Linked DNA regions of Homo sapiens: region 1 is linked to region 2. Evidence: read pairs that join two places in POLR2A ChIA-PET (ENCODE). Cell type or tissue: GM12878. All regions are shown on one strand. Each heading gives the region's core, and the rest is flanking DNA. Links, peaks and the distances in the headings are about the cores only.

Region 1 (5,143 bases), core at 559-4,558, 71 kb after region 2:
GGGTCATCTTGTAAGAGAATGCTCTCCCAAATCTCGGGCTCTGGGCAGTCTGCCTGTCAAGTAAGATTGGGGGTCATTAAGATAATCCTCTCTTCTCACTTTCAGAGGATTCCCTCTAAAACACAAGTACCCCAGGAGGGGAATCACAGCTTAATCCTTCTTCGTTTAACACTTGAGCTGGATTTAGGATATGAGGTGAGGAGTGGGCAGGAAGATTCATTTTACTAATTTTGTAATGCCTGGGGCAGAATTTGACCAGCTTTTTCCCACATCAGTCTCCTTCCCCCTAAATATCACTCCACAAACAAATGCTACAGACTGCAATTGATTGAGAATAGGAAACTGTTTTTAATCAGCTACAATTCTATCAACCTGTTCTACTCTGCAAACGTAATTACCAAGAGATCACAGACCTAAAGGAGATTCTGTTTTCAAACATACCAAACCGGTGCCACGGAGAGTGAACCAGATTATCTGCCTTCCAACTTGTGCCCTAAAGTGTAGACTTGGTTGTAGAGTGCCCACCTATGAGGTCACCATGTAGTATAAATAAGTATATACTGTATATGTAATTAACACCCAAATGTTTATACTCAAGTTGAGTGTCTTCTATGGCAAGTGCTATGAGCAGTGATTCTCCAACTCCTATCAGGGGATTAGTTAGGTACCTGAATGTATGCAAAAAATACAGATTCCTTAGCCCATCTTAGTTCTAACAAAACAAAATCTCTGGGAGGATACAACCTGATCATCTATTTTTTAAATAAGCATCCAGTGATTATCATGAATGGCCAGTGAGGAATCCCTGTAAGGGATACCCAAGAAATACCTTTATATATTTTATAAAGGTATATAAAATATAGTTTATTTGTAAAGTTAGACCTGAGATATGAAATAACTGAACATGATTTTCACTAGAGTGGTCAACAATTTGGAACACTACATAATGCTATCGATGTACAGGAAGGGAGAAATTAGTAGTGGGGAAGACTGAGTTGAGGAAATAAGACCCTGGTGGGCCTCAAGGTTCAGATAGGATTTGAATAAAGGAGAGAGAAGCATGTGGAGGAAAATCAGTAGGGAAATGAACAAAGGTTCGGAGGCAGGAACATAGGGGCACGTTCTCAGAACGGTGAGTTTGGCCAAATTAGAATAGACACTTTGATGAAGAGTTAGAAATAGTGATTGATAAGTAGGGTTGGGACAGAATACACAAGGTCTTAGAAGTCAGGCAAAAAAGTCTAACGTGACTGAGATGGGAAAATAGGAAGTAAAATCAAATCACCAACTGAGTAAAATACATTCTGAGTAATAGAAAGGGCATGGGTTTTGGTACATACTTAAGAGTTAAGCGGGCTGGCCGGGCGCGGTGGCTCATGCCTATAATCCCAGCACTTTGGGAGGCCAAGGTGGGTGGATCGCTCGAGGTCAGGAGTTGGAGACCAGCCTGGTCAACATGGCGAAAACCCATCTCTACTAAAAGTACAAATATTAGCCGGGTGTGGTGGTGCATGCCTGTAATCCCAGCTACTCAGGAGGCTGAGGCAGGAGAATCGCTTGAACTTGGGAGGTGGAGGTTGCAGTGAACCAAGATCGTGCCACTTGCACTCCAGCCTGGGTGACAGAATGAGACTCCATCTCAAAAAAAAAAAAAAAAAAGAAAGAAAGAGAGTTAAGCGGGCCAAGCACGGTGGCTCACACCACACCTGTAATCCCAGTGCTTTGGGAGGCTGAGGAGGACGGATCACCTGAGGTCAGGAGTTCAAGACCAGCCTGGCCAACATATAGTGAAACCCCATCTCTACTAAAAGTACAAAAATTAGCTGGGTGTAGTAGCACACGCCTGTAGTCCCAGCTACTTGGGAAGCTGAGGCAGGAGAATCACTTGAACCCGGGAGGCGAAGGCTGCAGTGGGCTGAGATTGTGACACTGCACTCCAGCCTGGGTGACAGAGTGACAGTGCGAGATCCCATCTCTTTAAAAAAAAAAAAAAAAAGTTAAGCCTGCCCCTTTTTCCTGTTAATTGAACTACTCTCCAGTAAGGCAGTAAGGGAAAACTTACCAGAGGAACCTGTCATAGCATACCTGTTGTCTGTCTTCTGGGCCAAGAGTCAAATACAAATCTCTTCAATCTCTGATACAAATTTCCTTTGCCTCTTCCTATTGAAATCAGTGGAAAGTTTCCAGGGAAGCTGAAAGCTGCTTTACAACTTAGAGCAATACTTACTTCAAATGTTAGAAACTCATCTGGGTCTGTTCGAAACCCTAAAGTAGTTTTCTAAATCTTAAACATATATTGGTCTGGAAATTCTCCATAGCTCACAAAGCACTTACCTACACTGAATATGAAGGTATTGCTTCCAATTCTCCTGGTAAAATAACTCGTGGGGCTGGGCACAGTACCTCACCCCTGTAATCCCAGCACTTTGGGAGACCAAGGCAGGAGGATCAGTTGAGGCCAAGTCTTTGAGACCAGCTTGGGCAATAGAGCAAGACCCTGTACCTCACGCCCCCCAGCCCCACCCCCAACAACAACAACAAAAAAAGGCTGGGCACAGTGGCTTCTCAGCACTTTGGGAGGCCAAGGCAGGATGATCAAGACCAGCCTAGGCAACATAGGGACACCCCAACTCTACAAATAATTTAATTTAATTTATTATTATTATTATTTTTGAGACAGTTTTGCCCTTGTTGCCCAGGCTGGAGTGCAATGACGTGATCTCAGCTCATCGCAACCTCCGCCTCCCGGGTTCAAGTGATTCTCCTGCCTCAGCCTCCCGAGTAGCTGGGATTACAGGCATGCGCCACCACGCCTGGCTAATTTTGTATTTTTAGTAGAGACAAGGTTTCTCCATGTTGGTCAGGCTGGTCTCGAACTCCCGACCTCAGGTGATCCGCCTGCCTCGGCCTCCCAAAGTGCTGGGATTACAGGCATGAGCCACCGCACCCACTCTACAAATAATTTTTAAATTAGCCCGGCATTGTGGTGCGCACCTGTGGTCCCAGCTACTCAAGGAGCTGAGGTGTGAGGATTGTCTGAGCCTGGGAGATTGAGGCTGCAGTGAATTGTGACTGCACCACCGCACTCCAGCCTGAGAAACATACACCCTGTCTCTAACCAAAAAAAAAAAAAAAAAAAAAAAAAAGAAGAAGAAGAAGAAGAAAAAGAAATTGTGAACTCTATGATCCTACAGAAAAACATTTTGAAAATAGACGGGCACAGGGGTAACGATATGTACCTAAGTAGTTAGGCTTTTTCCCTTTCTCTTCTATTTCTTTGCTCACTAAACAAGAAGTTTCAGAAGTCAATGTTCAAGCCAGAAAGCCAAGCTTCTGGGTGATAGAAGATTTTCTGGTTTCAGATTAAACAGAAAACTAAATTAGCAAATTAATTGTTGGATGTATTTTCCTGGGCCCTTCATCAGCTGCTGCAGGACCAGTAACCAATGAAAGATGACTTCTGGCTGCCCTGGAGAGGGGGCAGGGTTCAGAATCAGGTTCTGCTAGCTACCAAGTGTCAGACATGTTAATTTCAAATTACTTTTGTACAGCTTGGTGTCAAAATGATTAAAGCATGAAGAGAAAAACAGAACCAAAGGAGAAAGAAGGGAAATCATTTACCTTGCATTTGGAGCAAGGACACTTGCAATTCTATTTCAGCTGGCTTTCTCCCACAAGCTATGGAAATTCTAAGCTTTAGTTAGGCCCTTTAGTGATCACCTAAGATAGGAGATCATGGCTCTCCATTTCCTTTGTATAATGTCACTATCTCTATATAGCAGAGTCTATATCACAAACACTAATATGGTCACATTTTCTTCCCCTTTCCCCCCAATAAAACTTTATTTTGATAACATTGGGCTCTACATGTCAGGAACTGTACTAAGTATGCTTTACATTTAAAGTATCAAATAATCCTTGCAACATGCTTTGTGTTATTATTCCCATTTACAGATGACAAAACTGAGGCTTGGAGTGGTAAAGCTACTTGCTCTAGTCACTTAGCAGAGGCAGAGGTGGGATTCTAGTCTCAGGTTTGTCTGACTACAGAGCCATACTGCCTCCTCTCAATTTTCCCTTTTGGATTGGAGGAACCAAGAATTTGGTTCTGATTGTTAAGACAACTTCATTGTTTCTTTTAACAGTCATGGGTGTCTTATTTTTGTCTAAAGATGCTGCTGAGGTCAGCCTTATTTTCCATAAAATAACAATTTTTAGAGAACCAGTTTCCCAGGGTGAACAGGTAACCAGCTCACTGGTTGGCTTGTCTTTGTCTCCCAGTACCCAGCTTTTCTAGTTGGTTTCATGGGCTTCATGACACTTTTTGCTCAAGATGAGTCATCTCATCTGATTTTTGTATGTGAAGTATAAGGCTGATCTCAGTTGCTACTGCTTTTCAACCATCCACGCAAAGCTGCACTGCTTGAGTTCTCTTAGTCTGCCAGATTTGATTATTTTCCTCACCCTTCCTATAGCCACTCACTTCACATTACCTGATTATTTAATATTATTATTTTTTTTTTTTTGAGAAAGAGAGAGTCTCACTCTGTTGCCCAGGCTGGAGTGTGGTGGCACAATCTTGGCTCACTGCAACCTCCGCCTCCTGGGTTCAAGCGATTCTTGGCCAGTTCACATTATCTTTTTTCATTATCTTCTTTTTTTTTTTTTTTTTTTGAGACAAAGTCTCACTCTGTCGCCCAAGCTGGAGTGCAGTGGTGCAATCTCGGCTCACTGCAACCTCCGCCTCCTGGGTTCAAGCAATTCTCCTCCCTCAGCCTCCCAAGTAGCAGGGACTACAGGCACACGCCACCATGCCCGGCTAATTTTTGTATTTTTAGTAGAGACAGGGTTTAACCATGTTGGCCAGGCTGGTCTCAAACTTCTGACCTCGTGATCTGCCCGCCTTGGCCTCCCAAAGTGCTGGGATTACAGGTGTGAGCCACTGTGCCCTGCCCACATTATTTTAACATGTTGTTGGCCTCTAGAATTGCAGTGTGGTGTTACAATTCGATTTTTTTTTTTTGAGACAGAGTCTTGCTTGATCTCCACTCACTGCAATCTCCACCTCCCAGGTTCAAGCGATTCTCATGCCTCAGCCTCCCGAGTAGCTGGGACTACAGGCGCCCACCACCAAACCCGGCTA
Region 2 (5,143 bases), core at 795-4,794:
CCCTGCGGAACTGGCATTTGGCTGGGACTCAAAAGGCAGGATTTGGGCAGCTGGAGAAAGAATTGGGCCTTCCAGGTGGCAAAGAGGCAGGGAAGAGAGTCAGGGATTCTGAGTTCAGAATCCTGCACCTATTTTTTATTTGCCTTGTAACCTTGGGCAAGTCATTTGCCTTGCTGAGGCTCGGGTTCTTTCCTGAAAAATGAAAGGAGAATAAAGCCTATTTCTCAGGGCTACCTGGAAAAGAGAATGTGGTACATATAAATTAAAGTATCTAACAGGGCTTGTGGCACAATGTTGCTGTTTAATGCTTGTTTATTTTATTCATTTCAGGCAGAAAGCGGGATTTGGGATTTGGGATTTGGCTTTTAGCAGCAATAGTGTGGATAGCCATCCAGGGTGAGAACTCTCTGGATCCCCTCAGCACCTAGGTGCACGTGGTACCCTAAGGCACACCGGGGCTCCATTTGCCCTCCCTCCCTTCTGGGAGTGGACTGGGCATCCCAGGCCCCCTCCCCCAGCTATCTCCGGAGCTGGACCCCTTTGAAGCGCCTGCAGGTCTATTTTGAGAGCTGAGCGTCTCCCCTCCCCTCCTCTCTTCCTGTTTATGAAACCCTGATCCCTCCCGGATCCCTCATGCTCCCCTGGCCAGAGCTTAGGCAGGATGTGACTGTGGACTTCAGGGAGCCTTGGGCAGCCTCAGGTGTTGGGAGGAACTTCCCTTGGCCTGGTCAGAGAAGGCCAGCCACCCTCCTAGTACCTGGGGCCCTGTGGCTGGGCTCTGTCCCTTCAGCCTGCCCAGGGGAGACCCCACAGCAGTAAGACTAAGTAAACCTGGGAGAAGTTCTGTTTCCAACATCCCCTTGTCTCTGTGGCCCATTTTGCTTCTAGAAACAATCTGAGAGTGGAGCATATTGTTCTAACCTTCATTTTACAGAGGAGGAAACCGAGGTTCAGACAGGGAAACAGATTTGCCCGGGAGCACCCAGCTAGTGAGTGGCCAGCTCTTCCTGACTTCCCACTCTACCCTCCTGGCCTTAAGCCCCTTGGTCACACAGGTCTTTCTCTACCTGGAGTGTCTTTTTTTCCTCCTTTCTGCCTGGCCAACATTTGTTCATCCTCAGGACCCAGCTGGGCTGCCCCTCTCTGGAAGGTCTTTCTTGACTTCATGCACTGGCAAATAGTCACCACCTCTGGGCACCCACAACACCTTGATTATGGCTGTCTCAGGATAGTTGTGGTTTTTTGGTTTTGTTTTTGTTTTGAGGCAGGGCCTCCCTCTGTTGCCCAGGCTGGAGTGCAGTGGTACAACCACAGCTCACTGTAGCCTTGACCTCCTAGGCTCAAGTGATCCTCCTACCTCAGCTACCGGAGTAGCTGGGACTACAGGCGCACGCCACTATGCCCAGCCAGGAGTTCAACACAAGCCTGGGCAACACAGGGAGACCCATCCTCTACAAAAAACAAAATTTTTTTTTGAGATGGAGTTTCACTTTTGTTGCCCAGGCTGGAGTGCAATGGCACGATCTTGGCTCACCACAACCTCCGCCTCCTAGGTTCAAGCGATTCTCCTGCCTCAGCCTCCGTAGTAGCTGGGATTGCAGGCATATGCCACTATGCCCGGCTAATTTCATATTTTTAGTAGAGACGGGGTTTCTCCATGTTGGTCAGGCTGGTCTCGAACTCCCGACCTCAGGTGATCCGCCCACCTCGGTCTCCCAAAGTGCTGGGATTACAGGCATGAGCCACCGCGCCCGGCCCTCTACAAAAAATTTTTTAAAAATTAGCCAGATGTGGTGGTACGCACTTGTCCTCCCAGCTTACTCCATAGGCTGAGGTGGGAGGATCGCTTGAGCCCAAGAGGCTGCAGTGAACCATGATTATGCCACTGCACTCCAGCCTGGGCAACAGAGTGAGACTCTGTCTCAAAAAAAAAAAAAAAATGCCGGACACAGTGCCTCACACCTGTAATCCCAGCACTTTGGGAGGCCGAGGCGGGCAGATCGCCTGAGCTCAGGAGTTTGAGACCACCCTGGGCAACATGATGAAACCCTGTCGCTACTAAAATACAAAAAATTAGCCAGGCATTGTGGAGTGTGCCTGTAGTCCCAGCTACTCGGGAGGCTGAGGTACGAGAATCACTTAAGCCCAGGAGACGGAGGTTGCAGTGAGCTGAGATCTCACCACTGCACTCCAGCCTGGGCAGCAGAGTGAGACTCCCTCTCAAAGAAAAAAAAGGCTGTGTGCGTGCAGCAACTGCTCAATCAGTAGGAGGCACACTTACCATCATCTCTCCATGCCAGTCCTGACCTAGTGTTGGAGGCCAGCTCCCCCTCAAGGCTGCCAGGGAGCTGTGGACCCCTCCTCACCTGCCTGGAGGCACGCTGGGAGATGTGTCTGAGGACATCTGTCCCACTGAGGGAGGGGGTAGCGCCTGGAAGGGCCCTGCAAATGCTGCCAGCTGGGGAAGGGGCTTTTGGTGTCCGTTAGGGCCAGGATTGGCAGGTGGGCTTGGCTACAGCTGGCAGGGTGGGAACCCTAGAGACCACGGATCAGGCCTGGGGGCTCTGGGCTTCTCTTCCAGCTGCCCTGTAGGAGGAAGTAAATAAAGAGGAAGTCCCTATGCGGGGGATGGGGCAGGGACCAAGGGATGTGGGCTGGTGGCTGTCCTCCCCCCGCCCGCCACCAGAGGCCTCAGGGCCCACACAGCCTTCAGCAAAGGCAGTTCTGAGACTGTTTCCTTCCTGTTGCCCCTTCTGGTACCCTGCTGGCCACAGAGGCTCGTGTGGACTAGGCCCCTTGGTTTATCTCAGCCCGTATCTGGAGAGTCTCCTCCCACAAAGTAGCTACCTCTCTACCTTCTTTGCATCTGAGGGACCAGGGGTTGGTAGGGAGGGTGAGCTTTGGGGCTTCCGAGAGCTGCCCCAGCCTCCAAACCCCTGTCTGAGGAAGCTGGAGAGCAATGAGAGGCTTGGCTGAGGGAGGCATCTTTCACAATCTCCCGGCAGCCATCCACCCGCAGAGACTCTGCAAGGACAGGGAAGGGGAAGTCCGTGTGTGCGTGGGGGCATGTGTTTCTGCATAGGGGTTGTCTGCGGACAGGGTTTCCGATCATCGGCCTGAGTGTGTGTGTGTGCATGTCAGTGCCTGTGCTGTGCTGGTATGAGTGATGAAATGAGGCCACGTAGAAAGGGGCTGGGCCTGGTCAACCCCTGCCCCATAGCTGCCTGCTCCTCCTCTCAGACCTCTGTGAGGTCCTTGGTCAGGCTTTCTGCCCGCCTTACCCATCCTGGGGCTTGGGACTGGCAGCCTTCTTCGGGGCAGCTGAGCAGGGCAGGACCGGAGGGGGGCCACTGGTGCCTGCTTTCTGGGCTGCCATTGTGGGTGGGCATAGCCATGGGAAGGATGCTATGGAGGGGTGGGACACAGTATCTAAGCTCTGGACTGGACAGTCGGACAGTGGCCTTTGCTGACTTTTGCCCCACATTCTCTCAGGTCCTCCCCTCACGTGGATGTTTGCGGGTGCTGATATGCCCACTGTGACACTGCGTTATCGCCTTGTGACTTTTGTCTCTGCTCTTGTCTCTCCTCCTTAGAGTCAGAGGACATAGGGAGAGGTGTGCCCCTGGGCCTTCCCTGGGGTCATGGGCTTGGGGTCTGCAGTGTCCCCTCCTCTATAGAGGAGCCTGACCCATCATCTGCCCCTCCTCCCTGCAGAGGGGGAAGTGAGAAGGAGGGGGGCCAGAGACCCTGCCTTCTGGGCCAGGAAGGCTAAAAAAAGCAGAAGTAGGAAGAGTAACGGGGCCCTCTGGTCACCGGCTTGAGCCCCACCATGCAGACCCCAGCAGATTTCCCCAGGGTTGAGAGAGACTTGGTTCCCTGTCCCAGAAAGGTGAGCAGAAGAGTCGCCTGCCTCCAGCGGTGTCTGTCACCATGACTGGGCAAGGAATGGGTTTGGGGGTGGCTCTGTCCCTTGGGATTTCTGGGTGGTTTCCTGTCTCTGTCCCCAGGGAGTGCTCTCAGTCAGAGGCAGACAGGTGAGGTGGAGGTTCAGATCTCAGGGTGGGGTGTGCAGGTATTGCCATGTGGGCTTGGCCCCCTCTTAGTCCCTCTTTGAGCCAGGCTTTCTGCCTGTCCCGCCAGGAGGTTACACTCAGGGGTCTGATTTGACTGCAGTTTTGTGGTGTTTTTGTGGGGCTGTTCCACCCACTCCTCCATCTGTCAGGAAGGGTTAGGTATCTTCCCCTGAAGATAAGATTGTGTCTCCGAGGGCCAGGACCTACAGTGGGAGGTCACAGACGGACCCTAGTACTGAAGGAGAAGGGGTTTTAGGCAGATGTGGGTGGGCAGGACGTGGCTCTGGCTGATTGACCTGCCCACACTTTCCTGGCATTTGATGCCTGCTGACCCCAGGCCAGGCAGTAAGCAGGGAGGCGCCTGGGTCCAAGCTACCTCTGCCACTGTTTGCTTTGAGCCTTGGTGAGTCACTGTCTTCTGGGCCTCAGTTTCCTATTCCTGGAATGAGGATAACAGTTTTTAGGATATGATCAGAGTCAAAGACATCAGATTGCACTCAGGAGATAGTCCTCTCAGCTACTGTCTGGGTCCCCCTCAGGTCTTGGCATAGGAGGAAAATCCTAGGGAAATGGGAGATCTCAGAGGTGGGTCTGCAAGAAATACGAGAGTCCTCTCCTGAGTGGTGGGAGTTTGCAGATTGTCTCCCCTCATCTCTTTCCCCACCCCAGGTACAGCAGCAAGAACCCACAGCTCTGCCCTTAACCCCTTCCTGGGGATCCCTGCCCTGCTGCCTGCCCGTGTGTCTGCCAGGTGTCAGACCTATCTGCCCTAGGTATTGTCAGTCTGCTTGGGGCTCGCTGACTCTCCCGCTGTCTCTCTTTGCTGCCTACCTCTGTCTGTGGTTGGGTTCCAATCTCTGTCTCCACTTGATAAGTGCCTGACTTCACCTTTTGGGTACATGTCACATGTTAGGTGCCTGTTGTTCATGTCCCCTTCTGTCTCTGCCTGTTGGGTTTATGTCTTCATCTGTCTCTGCCTGTTGGATACCTGTCCCCTTCTGTCTTTGCCTGTTGGGTTTGTGTCACCATCTGTCTCTGCCTTTTGGATACATGTCCCCTTCTGTCATTGC

The links. Peaks named below come from ENCODE experiments on the same cell type or tissue, not always from the same donor. Only the 100,000 strongest peaks of a DNase experiment are listed, where the experiment ranks them.
Region 1: POLR2A ChIA-PET joins it to region 2 with 5 read pairs; 10 of 35 experiments call an interaction of 5 or more read pairs at or near these places.

What each region holds. Positions count from the first base shown.
Region 1 is chr1:26,610,882-26,616,024 of GRCh38, forward strand. No RefSeq gene overlaps it. Among named protein-coding and RNA genes, the nearest start is that of MIR1976, 59 kb to the left of the region's middle. In GM12878, for the core only: no CTCF peak of the experiment used is centred there; no DNase peak of the experiment used is centred there.
Region 2 is chr1:26,539,333-26,544,475 of GRCh38, forward strand. The region is part of intron 2 of RPS6KA1 (ribosomal protein S6 kinase A1); the gene reads left to right. Among named protein-coding and RNA genes, the nearest start is that of RPS6KA1, 12 kb to the left of the region's middle. RefSeq lists enhancers at 2,221-2,270, 2,281-2,330, 3,003-3,647 and a silencer at 2,711-2,760. In GM12878, for the core only: CTCF peaks have their summits at 2,680 (motif pointing right) and 3,924; DNase peaks (open chromatin) are centred at 2,739, 3,049 and 4,003; H3K4me3 peaks cover 2,203 bases; H3K27ac peaks cover 3,651 bases.